Linked DNA regions of Homo sapiens: region 2 is linked to region 1. The links are chromatin contacts, found by Hi-C in ENCODE. All regions are on one chromosome and are shown on one strand. The core of a region is the stretch at or near the end of the contact, and the rest is flanking DNA. Distances in the headings are between cores, read along the strand shown. Region 1 overlaps UMODL1 (uromodulin like 1). Region 2 holds the start of ABCG1 (ATP binding cassette subfamily G member 1).

The links. Hi-C counts contacts between places; a loop is a spot of excess contacts on that map. Pooled maps may share reads with other maps.
Region 2: a pooled map shows a loop between it and region 1 (2.1-fold over the local background). The contact joins the promoter of ABCG1 here to the enhancer-like site in region 1. A Hi-C loop is called at or near these places in 3 of 50 pooled maps.

What each region holds. Positions count from the first base shown.
Region 1 is chr21:42,118,107-42,124,513 of GRCh38, forward strand. It overlaps UMODL1 (uromodulin like 1), which reads left to right. Exons shown (of 23, transcript NM_001004416.3): 15 at 1,005-1,218; 16 at 2,981-3,118; 17 at 4,725-5,044. Among named protein-coding and RNA genes, the nearest start is that of UMODL1-AS1, 13 kb to the left of the region's middle. RefSeq lists enhancers at 1,903-2,608, 2,596-2,725, 3,445-4,382, 4,383-5,319. Within about 2 kb of position 2,370, at least 2 of the 41 ENCODE cell types and tissues checked have a DNase peak (open chromatin) inside an H3K27ac peak, as active enhancers do.
Region 2 is chr21:42,215,503-42,221,909 of GRCh38, forward strand. ABCG1 (ATP binding cassette subfamily G member 1) reads left to right here and starts at 3,638. Exons shown (of 15, transcript NM_016818.3): 1 at 3,638-3,802. The coding sequence starts at 3,761. It overlaps LOC105372814 (a long non-coding RNA gene), which reads right to left and starts at 4,768. Exons shown (of 3, transcript XR_937748.4): 1 at 4,648-4,768. It also overlaps the pseudogene RNA5SP492. RefSeq lists a silencer at 3,347-3,616 and an enhancer at 4,547-5,078.

The sequences.
Region 1 (6,407 bases), core at 1,120-3,619:
CAAGGGGCCTGGAAGTTTGCTTAGAGGTTGGTTTGAAATGCAGCTAAAAGTCACATTAATCCAAGACTATGCCAGATTCCTCTGAGAGAAAGAGAGAGGGAAGAACTGATTGTGAAGATGGTCACGACAACAGTCATCTACTGAGCCAACCAAGGGCAGCTGTGGTCTCCCTGGGGTCCACAGGCTCTGAGAGGGACAATGGATCTGTTCACCTTGGTGGCCCAGAAGCCGGGAAGTGAGTCCATGACCCAGGCCTTGAGCCATCGCACCTGTGAGGACAAACCCTGGAAGTACCCATAGGAGGTTTGCACTGAGGATGATTGAAGCTCATTATAAGATTGTTTGCCTTTCTGAGTGCTTTGACCATGATGGGTTAGCATGGAATCAATCATATAGCGTGTGGTGTGTGACTGTGTCCAAAGAGACAGAGTAGAAAGCAGGGCGTTCGGGGGCAGGAACCCCCTGTCCTAATGGGGAAGTTGGAAATGCTCACAGGAAGCAGTCTGGGGAGAGGTAGGGAGGAAGAATGAAAGGGGACATGTTCTGCAGTGCCAGGAGCAAAAGAGCTGTTCCAGAGAAGGCAGCGGGAAGTGGTCTCCCTCCCCACGACCCTGCACTCAGCCCCCTGCCCTCGGTGGCTGCAAACCAGGAGTATTAGGTTCTAGAAGCCCTTGTGAGCCCCCAGCAAATTTTAAGCCCCATGAGGTAGGGTCTCTGCCTGTGCCCCCAAGTCCCACCCTCGCCCCACAGGCATCTTTCTGAAGCCGTTTACTGGTTTGGGGGGGGAAACAAGGGCTCTTCTCATATCACAGACACTCCCAGGCGTTTGTGCTGGGCTTGAAAACACAGCAGACAGGAAAGGGGCCCAGAACCAACCTGTGGCTTTTACTTTGTGCCACGGGCCAGCCCTGCTGCTGGGCAGACTGGCAGGAGGAACCGCCTTGAGACGGGCATCTGTTTCCTCTCAGCGTGGGGACCTCCTCACATGGCCTCTTTCCCCGCAGGTGCGGGGCTCCCTGCCAGCCACCATGTGTCAGCACATGGACGCTGGTGGGGTCAGGATGGAAGTCGTCAGCGTCACCAACGGCAGCATCGTGGTGGAGTTTCACTTGCTGATAATCGCAGATGTGGATGTCCAGGAGGTGTCAGCTGCATTTCTCACCGCCTTCCAGACCGTGCCTCTGCTGGAGGTGATCAGAGGCGACACCTTCATACAGGGTACGAGAGGCTGGGATGGAGCCTCTCCCGTGTTCTGGAACCAGAGGCAGCCAGAGGGCAGCCACCACCCTTCGCTTTTGAAAGATGTCGTGTTGTGCCCATGTGGTCCTTCTTCCCCCAGAATTAGATGAAGATGTGAAATAGATAGGACCCTGTCTGTCCCTCTTATTGTGATTATAATTGTGTAAAGGTTGAAGTGTTGAAAACATCTTTGGGTGAACCTGCAGATCCCCAGGGGTGCTGCTTTCTTTCCGGGTCGACTGCCCCCTCGCTGCTTGTTTCCATGGGCTGAGGGCAGATGCATCCCTCTCTGCAGCCAGACTCTCCCCCAAGCATAGTTCCCAAGGAGATCCCAGTAAAGATAATTAACGAGAAAAGCAGGGAGAAAAAGACAATTCAGATTCTTTTCTCCTATCATACTTGAACATAAATGATGAATGGCTTATAGTTACATGTATCAGAAACAAAAGACTTTTTAAAAATTGGAGATTCATATTAATTTTTTGATTTTTAGAATAAGAAGGACTTCCTAAAGAAAATACGATTTTTAGAGGAAAACGATGAGATGCTGACTGCATGCAGAGATAAATCAAAATAAAGGCACCATTTTAACGCAAAGTAAACAAAAAATTTTTCAATAATTTGGTGAAGTGTTAGTATCCCAAATATATAGAGAGATCATACAAATAGATAAATATTAAGAACCTGATGGATAAATGCACGAAAGCTCTACACAGACAAGGTATAAAAGAAGAAATATGAATGACTAACAAAGATGTGGTAACCCAAGACATCCCCATTAGAATGCATTGCACTGTTTGCCCATCAAATTGCAAACAAAAGGTCTCTTTACTGCTGACATGAATACTGGTGAAAGTGTAGTGAGGCAGGTGTTTGCACAGATTGCTGGTGGCAGAAGGATTTGCTCATGCTTCCTGGAAACCAGTTTGGTGACATAAATCAAACGCTTTCAAAGTGGCCATCCACTTGGATTCTGAAATATCAGCTCTACGACTTTGTCCTAAGGAATTTGATCTGTTTGGACCGTAGTTTAAATACAAAGATGTTCATCTTCAGTGTTACTTTAAAAGCCAAAGAGTTGGAAATCACCAATCATCCAGTAACAAAGAAGGTGCTAAGTTACCAGGTGTCCCCGCCCCGGGCTGTTATGCAATGATGAGAATAGCGGTTTGTGGATTTGCATGGAGCTAGTTGGTGGCAGAGGCAAGCTATGCTCTCAGAGCATGCCTGCATTTTAAAAGGCTGGAAGGAAATACGTCCACATGCTAACTTGCCCCTGGCCACGCTTTTCTGGTTCTTATCCATGTTCTGCAGTAAACCTGTTTTGCTGTCAACAATCAACCCAGCATCATGGCGAAAGGCAAATGGCCTGAGGGCCTTCTGCCCAGGGTTGGGCTTGCAGCCTGGGTCCCTTGGGCTGGACCGAGGTGGATCTGGGGGCCTGTGCATCTCCTGGTTACTCCCGGGAACTGAAGGGATGGCCCTGCTCTGCCCAGATCCCCCTCCCAGCCCTGGGCCAGAATCCTCCTTCCAGAACAGCCCCTGCAGACATACTTAGCCATTCCCAGCCCCAGCTTCAGGAAGCCTCCTGTACTTTCCAGAACTGGTGAGCTTGACTGCAGTCTGCTGTGGCTGGAGTTTCCAGCTTTGTCTGTGAGATGCACTCTCCCCCAACCAGGCTGCTGTGAGACCACAAGCCCCCAGGGATGTTCTTCTGTTTTGTCTTCTAAATGTTGTGCAGATTACGATGAGTGTGAAAGGAAGGAGGACGACTGTGTGCCGGGGACATCCTGTCGAAACACCCTCGGGTCTTTCACTTGTAGCTGCGAGGGAGGAGCCCCCGACTTCCCTGTGGAATATTCTGAGAGACCCTGTGAAGGTAATGTCGTCAGAGTTTCTTCTTCTGGAATACTGTATCATAATCGGTTTTTTTTAAGGACATTCACGTGCAAAGGGCTTCTTGTCCCTCTGAGGTCATATTTTTATGTCCTGGGGAAGTTTCCTGTGTGTGATGTGGGTGCACGTGTGTGTGTGTGTGTGTGATGTATGTGTACATGTGTGTACGTGTGTGCATGTTCCTTCCCATTCTTTCATATGTGTCCAGGCTTCTGGGCAGTGCCTTATCTCTCCAAGTGCTAGCTCTGATATCCATGGAGAGAAAATATACACATACATGAGGTGTGAACGTGCAGATGCTGAGCGACCGTCTTGTGAAACACGCAGCCGTGGGACACGCGACACAGGGGAATGTTTCCTCTTGGCCACTCTTTCCACCCAGCTCTTTTCCTGCTAAACGGGGTCTTAGTGGATTTAACACTGACCCCACGTTGGCCACTGCTATCCAGGAATCTGCGTCAAGTGAAGGGAGGTGGGCATTTATACCAGTGAGTGTGGTATCCGGGGGGCTATAGAACGTGTCCTGCTTGAGGTAGAATCAGGAAGCACAGAGGAGGCTAAGTTGCTTCAGTCCAGTGAGTGTGGCCAGGGAGGGCTTCCTGGAAGTGGTGTCTTGAAGCTGGTCTTAATGGATAGCTAAGATGGCACCCAGCAGGGAGGGCAGGGCATGGTGGGTGGGTGCCGTGGTGAGAACAGAGCTGGTGATGGGCGTGATCTCACATGCAGGGACCTGCAGGAGATGGGTGGCAGAGAGCGAGAAGCAGGCTGCCCAGGGAGGCGGGTGAGGCAGCAGCCAACTGTGAAGTCCTCAGCAATGGTTTGGACTATGGCCCAGAGACAGGAGTGAGCTGGGTGGAGCTGCAGGGTGCTGGGGCTGGGCAAGCCCCACTCTGAGATAAAAGAAGGCACAAACCAGGCCCACAGATGATGGAGCCACTGCTGAAGGAGGGTGGAGGGCACGTGCGGAGCTGTGTCTGGGGTCTGCTTCCATATAGACCACCCCGAGAACAGGTGGGTGGATTGGAAAGCTTTCCGGGCCCCTTGTTCTCCTAGGCATTGAAACTGAACCTGCTCTGGGGGCAAGAAGGGAGCTGGAGTGGGAAGTTTGGGCACAAGGACCTCAAGAGGAGGCATCATTACCCCATCTTAGAGAATAGACTCAGGGCTCTCAGGGCAGAAGACTCACCCTGTATCCACTGGCTTGGCACATCCCCGGCATCAGGTCCCTCGGTCCTTGGCCCTCGGGGGCCCATGGTGAGCCTGGATCCCTGAGCTGGTGGAAATGTGCAACATGTGCATGTGTGCGTGTGTGTGTGTCTGCACGTGTGTGCGTGCGTGTGTGCATGTGTGTGCATGTGTGTGCATCTCTGCGTGCATGTGTGTGCATGCACGTGTGTGTACGTGTGTGTGCATATGTGTGCGTGTGTGTGTGTGTGTGTGCACGTGTGTAGTTGTGGCTGGAACATGCGGTTCCCAGGTGTGGCTGCTGCAGAGTGCAGGGCAGCTCCAGTCTGCTCCTTACCCCTGCCCCTCCATGCCAACCCCAAACACAGAGCCACTCTTTGCCTTTTCCTCCTTGTGCCTTGCAGGTGACTCTCCTGGCAATGAAACCTGGGCCACCAGCCCAGAGAGGCCTCTCACCACAGCAGGGACCAAGGCTGCCTTTGTGCAAGGCACCAGCCCCACCCCCCAAGGCCTGCCCCAGCGGCTGAACCTGACCGGAGCAGTCAGGGTGCTCTGTGAGATCGAGAAGGTGGTTGTCGCCATCCAGAAGCGCTTCCTGCAGCAGGAATCCATCCCCGAGTCCTCGTTGTACCTCAGCCACCCCTCCTGCAACGTGAGCCACAGCAATGGCACACACGTGCTCCTGGAGGCCGGCTGGAGCGAGTGTGGGACCCTCATGCAGAGCGTAAGACCAGGAGAGCCAGGCTCAGGATGTACACTAGGGCGCAAGGGGCTCTAGGTTACATGGGCCTCGATGTGGGAGGGCCAGGCAAGACTCTGCACCCCGAGGGGAACCCAGCAAGGGGGGTTCAGGACAGGGTTGAGTTCTCAACCAGGGACCAGCCTGCACCCCAGAATCGGAAGGGAGCTGTGAGTCCACCCAGGAGGGACTCTGGTGCAGAGTGCTGGGGCAGGCTTCAGAGTCACGGCTTAAAACTCCTCCCTGCACAGACAGGATGAGAGGCAGTGGGACAGGAAGAGGCAGGAAAGCCAAGGAGTCCTGTGTGATATGAGAGTGTGTGTGTGTGAGTGTACGTGTGTGCATGTGTGCATGTGTCTGAATATGTCTGTGTATGTGGGGGTGTGCATGTGTGTGAATGTGTGTAAATGTGTGAATCTGTGTGTGCGAATGTGTATGTGTATATGCATGGCTGTGCTTATATGTACGTGCGTGTGTGTGTGCATGTGTATCGCGTGCTTGTGTGCGTGTGGGTGTGCATGCATGTATGAATGTGTGAGTGTGTGAATGTGAGAATGTGTCTATGTGCATGTGTGCATGTGTGCGTGAGTTGAGCATGTGTGGATGCGTTTGTCCATGTGTGAGTGTGTATGTATGGGTGTGTGTTTGGGGGGCATTGGATGGCATTAGTCAGAACTGCTCTGTCGGAGGGACTGTGTTCCTAGCGAACATTCTCTATTTCAGGGTCCTGGATGGGCTGTGGGGCTCCCGGGACAGAGGGAGCCCAGGTGGGGAAAGTGGGTTTTCCTGGCCTGAGGCCTTCGCACCTCTGTGTGCACAGATGGGCTCTGGCACCTCCCCTTGCAGGTGACTCTGGGCCAGTGCGTCCTGGGTCTACTCTGAGCCTCTAGTGTGTGGCACCCATGAGGTAGCTGACCTGGCTCCAGGTCCTGCTTCTTCCCAGGGTGCCTCTGTGTCACAGCGAACGCTCCCATGCAGGCCCTTGTTCGTCTCCAACCCCACTTGGCCACATGGAGCACAAAGGCTTCGTGTTCAGGGCCCTGCTTGGGGGACAAGAGGAGGGGAGAGCCAGCACCTTCCACCAGCTCAGCCTGGTACTGGACACAGGGGCCTGGGCCGCATGGGCCTGGGAGTGCAGGGTGGATCAGGGAAGCTGCCTGGAGGGGCCGGCGGCTTCAGAGGGAGCCCGTGCCGGCTCTGGGTTGGGGAAGTGGCCTTCTGGGAAGGGGCTCGACCTAGAAAGGAGGCCAGCGTCGTTCCAAGGGTGAGTGAGAGAGCTGTGAATGTATCCAAGGGCCATGCCGGGGGTGGCTAGATGAGGGAGGCTGGAAACCATGGCGGAGTTAAG
Region 2 (6,407 bases), core at 2,388-4,887, 99 kb after region 1:
GCAAGTCAAGGCCAACATGGGCTGTGCTAATAGATGCAGACCCTCTAGAGGGAAGGAGCACATCACCCTGGCCTGTTCTGTCCTGATCACACTGAATAGGTGTTCTTTGGTGGCCCTGAATTTCATGAGGGACACGAGGAACTGGCACCCATCCCGAGAAGGGGAAAGTGGGACAAAAGGGCGTCTTCTAGGAAGCCACACTGGAGAGACTGGGGGCATCTGGTCCAGAGAACAAGGGTCTGGAAAGAATGTTGTTGCCATCATTGGCTGGCCAGGGCCTACTCTGGGGAGTGACTCCATGTTGCTATGGTGTGCAGAGCAGTCAGGGTGATAGGGAGTCCAATTGGACACAGGTTCAGTTTGCTAATGGTGACAACACTTAATAATGGAGTGGGTTGCCAGTTGAGGTAGTGATATAGTTTGGCTGTGTCCCCACCCAAATCTCATCTTGAATTGTAGCTCCCATAATTCCCACATGTTGTAGGAAGGACCTGGTCAGAGATCACTGAATCATAGGGGCAGGTCTTTCCCATGCTATTCTCATGATAGTGAATAAGTCTCATGAGATCTGATGGCTTTATAAAGGGGAGTTTCCCTGCACAAGCTCTCTCTCTTGTCTGCCGCCATGTGAGACATGCCTTTCACCTTCCGCCATGATCATGAGGCTTCCCCAGCCACATGGAACTGTGAGTCCGTTAAATCTCTTTCCTTTGTAAATTGCCCAGTCTCAGGTATGTCTTTATCGGCAGCGTGAAAATGGACTAATACAGACAGGAAGTGGCTCCCCACTGGAAATTACCAGCTGTCAGCAATGCCTTAGCAGAAATTTCTGTTGGGGTTGGGACTAAGCTGGTCCTGTCGAGAGCTCCCCTTGCCTGGTTGATCCTCAGGGTTCTACTTAGAATGCCTCGAAAAGTCTTGGCTGGACACCCATGCCCAGTCTTTCTGCAGGGTCCCATTGGGGTTAACCTTCTCATTTCATCCCATGTGAACCAGGCCAGGCCCATCAGGGTTTGGCAACCCCCTGATGCAGTGGTTGCTGCCAGGTGACAGGAGCAAGCCTGCAGCTGCTGGGGGGCCATGCAGAGACAGCCTGCCAGAGGGGAGACCACCTGGGGAGGCCAGAGCCGTGGAGACAGCAAGAGACCAGGGGCTGAGGACAGAGTAGTACAGGTCTTTGGTCCCAGTAGTCCTGAAACCACTGCACTCCGAACCTTTCTGTACTTAGCTTAAGCCAGTTGGAGTTTCTGTCCTTTACAACCAAGAGCCTTGATAGGAATGGGGTCCTGTGCTACGCTACTGTTGGCTTCTTTCCCGATCGGGCGCTGGAGGGGAACACAGCAGTGACTACAGTGGGATGCTTACTCGGTGCTGGGCATGCTAGAAAGTGCTTGCCATGCCTTATTTCCCACGTGGTGGGGATTTTGACCCCACTGTACAGACAGATAAGTGAGGACCCTTTCACTTATCCTGCAACAGAAAATCCAGCAGCCAAAGCCAACAAGGGCCCAGCATAGCATCTTCCCTCTCTGACTTCATCCTCACGCTCCACACACCATCCCCCTGGCCATTCCCAGCAGCCCAGTAAGCACTGCCTCACACTTCCAGTTCCGGACCAGCCAGGATGGCCAGGCTGGATGGGGGCCATCCACCGGCTGAAGCCAATTGCCTATTCTCGAGCTGAAGGTGAATCAATCCCGCATAAATCTTCGGGCAGAGAACTGGGTGGGGGTAGAAGAGGGGGAATGTCTAGAAGGAAATTCTGGGCACATTCCTGGAAGTGAGGAGGATGGATATTGGACAGAAATTATGTCATTGCAGGCACCCTCACTTGCCCTGGCCACATGGACAGTTCCTCCCCGGCTGTGTTCCGTGCCTCCTCTCGTGCTCCAGGGCCTGTCTGTTCCTGGAGCGAGATGGGTCCCAGGGCTGGGCACCAGTCCCCATCTCCAGCCATCAGGCACTTTCCTCTCTGTGTTTTGGCGTAAACACTCCCTAGGTTTGTGGATCTGAATCCTCTTCCCAACACACTCAAGCTTTGCTGGCCTCCCTGCAGTGTATGTTTAAGGCACCACACAGCCTCCAAGGCCTGGCACCCGGGCAGTGGCACCTGGTAAACACAGCAGTCAGATTTCCTCATTTCAGCCAAGTGTAAAATCAAGGTAATGGATCTACTCTTTTTTTTTTTTTTTTTTTTTTTTTTTTTTGAGACGGAGTCTCACTCTGTCACCCCGGCTGGAGTGCAGTGGCTCAATCTCGGCTCACTGCAAGCTCCGCCTCCCAGGTTCATGCCATTCTCCTGCCTCAGCCTACATAGTAGCTGGGACTACAGGTGCCCGCCACCACACCTAGCTAATTTTTTGTATTTTTAGTAGAGACGGGGTTTCATCATGTTAGCCAGGATGGTCTCGATCTCCTGACCTCCCAAAGTGGTGGGATTACAGGTGTGAGCCACTGCGCCCGGCTGGATGACTCTTGAGACAACACCATTCAGACAAAGGCAAGGCCTCCCACTTAAACTCATAACCGTGTCTCCTTTCTCTCCTTCGATTTGAGCGGCTGAATTTGGTTACAGTCATCTGACCTGTGGGTGTGAAGTCCACCTGCCTGGCATAAAAAGCTGTGCCTCCTTTCTAGGTGAGGAGAAAGAGAGAGACCTGGCTCATCTGAGGTGTGGTTGGGAGGGGGGACCCAGGTGTGCTGGAAATGAAAAGAAATGCATTCCTGTTTTTCGTCCCAACATGCAAACAACTGAACAAAAGCATTAGGGCCTGAGACTGGGAGTAAAGAATTCCTTGTCACCATGGATACCAGGAAATGGCCCCACTTATATATAATAAGGGCTTTAGAGATGCTGGACCATCTGATATTCCAGCCTGGGGCCACATGGGAGTGTGCCCTGGTGTTATTCCTTATACAGTTCCATGAACATGGCTCTGGAAACACCTCTGTCTGCAGAAAATGAGGCTTTTCTTTTTTTGTTCGGGGGTGAACAGAGGGCAGAGGCCTGGGCATCTTCACTCAGCACCCCTTTGTAACCCAGCACTTAGCACCATGGCTGGCGCACAGCAATGTCACATGTGTGAGTGCACACGATGCCTCACTGCCAGGGGTCACCCCACACCGGTGCTGTTGGGGGCGTTGGAGTGGTTATCTCTTCTTTAGTCCTCAAGCTCCTACCTGGCAGAGAGCTGCCCAACACCGTCGGGGTGGGGTGGGCGGGAAGGGAAGAAGCAGCAGCAAGAAAGAAGCCCCCTGGCCCTCACTCTCCCTCCCTGGACGCCCCCTCTTCGACCCCATCACACAGCCGCTTGAGGCTTGGAGGCAGTGGATTTCCGAGCCTGGGAACCCCGGCGTCTGTCCGGTGTCCCCGCAGCCTCACCCGTGCTGGCCCAGCCCCCGCGAGTTCGGGACCCGGGGTTTCCGGGGTGGCAGGGGGTTCCCATGCCGCCTGCGAGGCCTCGGCTCGGGCCGCTCCCGGAACCTGCACTTCAGGGGTCCTGGTCCGCCGCCCCCAGCAGGAGCAAAACAAGAGCACGCGCACCTGCCGGCCCGCCCGCCCCCTTGGTGCCGGCCAATCGCGCGCTCGGGGCGGGGTCGGGCGCGCTGGAACCAGAGCCGGAGCCGGATCCCAGCCGGAGCCCAAGCGCAGCCCGCACCCCGCGCAGCGGCTGAGCCGGGAGCCAGCGCAGCCTCGGCCCCGCAGCTCAAGCCTCGTCCCCGCCGCCGCCGCCGCCGCCGCCGCCGCCGCCCCCGGGGCATGGCCTGTCTGATGGCCGCTTTCTCGGTCGGCACCGCCATGGTGAGTGAGCGCATCCTTCGTCCGCCGGGAACGGTTTTATTTTCAAGGAGAGCAGGAAACACACAAAGACTCGCAAGCTCGACCTGACACCCCTCCCAGGAGCGCGTCCTCTGGGCGCTGACCCAGGGCACCCTAGAGTGGCGCCCGGCTCCGATCGCTGCCCCTGCCCCTCCGCCAGGGCCACCTGGAGCCTCGGGATGCCCCTTGCACCGGCAGAGAGCACGGACTAGGTGGAGGGGCCGGGAGTGGGGCGGGGGCAGCGAGTTGCCCTACAAGTTGGACCGATGGCCTTGACCTGATGGCTTCTGGGCGGGGGGCGTGGGGAGCTGGGGACCCGGAGCGCACTGGGGACTGGGGAGGGGCCGCAGCTTGGGCCGGAGGGAAGAGGGGACTTGAAGAAGGGGAGCCCCGCGCGCGCGGCTGTGGGCTTGGGGACCGGGGACTTCTCGCGCCATCCCCAGGAACGCCAGGCAAGGTCTGGGGGAACAAAAGAGGAAGCTGCCCCCAGAGAGCCGGAGCCTGCGACTGCACTCCCGGGGACACCCTCTCCCGGACCCACTCGGGGAGGCGGCGGCGAAGGCCCGGGGAGACCCGCGAGGGGCAAGCCCGGATTCCTGCCGGCCGCCTTTCTGCGCGCGCCGGAGAGAGAGACGCGGTGGGGACAGGGATGCGCATTTCACTTCCCCGAGCTCCGGAGAGGGATGGCGGGGTGTCGGCGAGTTCACTGCTGGACACAGTTACTGTAAGTGCTGTTTCCAGGGGTGGTCAGGAATCTCCCTTTCTGGTTTTCTGGCATTAGGAACAAACAACAAACCAATCATCAGGCCCCCAGCCACCCACCTCACCTTATCCTAGCGCCCTTCATGTCTACGCCCAGCACACCAACATCGTAGAGGTAGCTAAAGTACAAATGGAAAGTCTTCCGTATTCCACGCCGTGTATCTGTGTAGTTACTACCCTGATATTACTTCCCCGAGGCTGTAAGCCCACAGTGCATGGCACGCTCCGGGGCTCACCCCGCCCCTCCCCTGTATTTCATTTTTAGCATCCTGTATTTGAAGTCAGCAGGGCTCAGCAGGATTTGACCGACAGTTACCTCTTGCCTTGAGCTCAAGAGAAAAAAAAAAAATAGCCAGGTTTCTGCGCATGCTCCGCTGTGACAACTGCATCCTATGATTCCAAACAGGTTACTGTAGAACATACGGAGCCTCGCCAGCTCATTATATAATGATTTTGTGTAAACGATAGAATGGGGCCGCAGACATGGCCAGGCGGTGGGTGGAGGAGGGGAGAGCCCGAGCGGGAGACCCGCAGGCTGACTCGCCTCTCTGGGCTGCCCTGCCTTCCCTGCGTGGCTTCTACGTAGAAGAGGCAGTGAACAAAACGGAAAAGCCGTTTCCCTCCCGGTGACACTTGCTTTTCTCTGGTTGAATCTTTGGGCAACACTTGGGAATTCTGCCTTTTGCACTTGTTCATCTATTAGGATTTCTAAATGAGGTTGACCATGGAAAATTAAGGAGGTTATTGATGTTAGTTGCAGGTAGAGAAAGTTATAGATCTTGTATTAGATGCTAGTTAACTCTTGAATTCCTTCTAGAGCTGCAAAGGTGGCTTGGTGTGGGTTTTCCTATAATGGACATGTGGAAAAATAATGAATCCGATGTTTTAAGGTACAGATTTTTAATACCAAGTTTTTAAAAAATGTTATATTATCATTTGATAATATGCCCCCGGAGCTCAACTGTCTTGTTATCACGTGGAGACAGTAACGGCTGGGCTCATTGTTTTGGAGAACATTATTTTATTTTGAAAATTATTTTCCTCTCTGAAAACTGGGTACTTTAAAAAAAGTTTAAACATTTCTATTCATGCACAGCTGTCCCACCCTGAAAGCAATAATCTGATGGTAGAAGCTAAGCAGAGTTAGGCCCCGGCTAGTCCTTGAATGAGAGACCACCTGGGAATTCTGGGGGCTGTAGGGTTAAAAGAAAAATAAATTAAAAATAAAATAAATTCTGGCCAAGTCATAAACAAAGAGCCCTTCAGAGATACCAGGATCTTAAGCTTTGCTTTTCCTTCACCTCCCTGCCCTGGGGTCCATCCTGGTGTGGACCCTCTGAGCTGTGAGTCAAAGGAGGTACTTGGGGGTGAGCCAGGCACTCGGGGGAACATGCTGGAGCCCCTGAGTTCGGTGGGCATACAAGGGGTGGCAAATGCGTCCAGTGGGAGGGTGGTATTTGGAGGTGTTCTGGGATTCCAAGTGACCCCTCAAGTGCGGTCTGGTCTCTGGCTCAGTTCAGGGTATGATGCCTTTGGTATTTTCTTCTGGGCAGTCGCCTTGGGGGCTCTTGGTCAGTGCATTTTCCTCTTATGTGCTTAGGATGCTTAGGCAGGTACCAAGGCTGGCAGCAGTGAACCAAAGAGAGAAGACAGACAGCTGCGTGCTAACTGTGCTGCTGACTGGCTCCTCCTCCTGTTTCCTGACTTCCTCCTAATGCTAGGAGAAAAAGTTTCTGTCTCTGTGTTCCTGGTGGAAATGGAGTGAATGCGGCTCACCACGGCCTGTGGGTGGCTTACTGACTGCTACAGACCCTCCCCAGCTAAA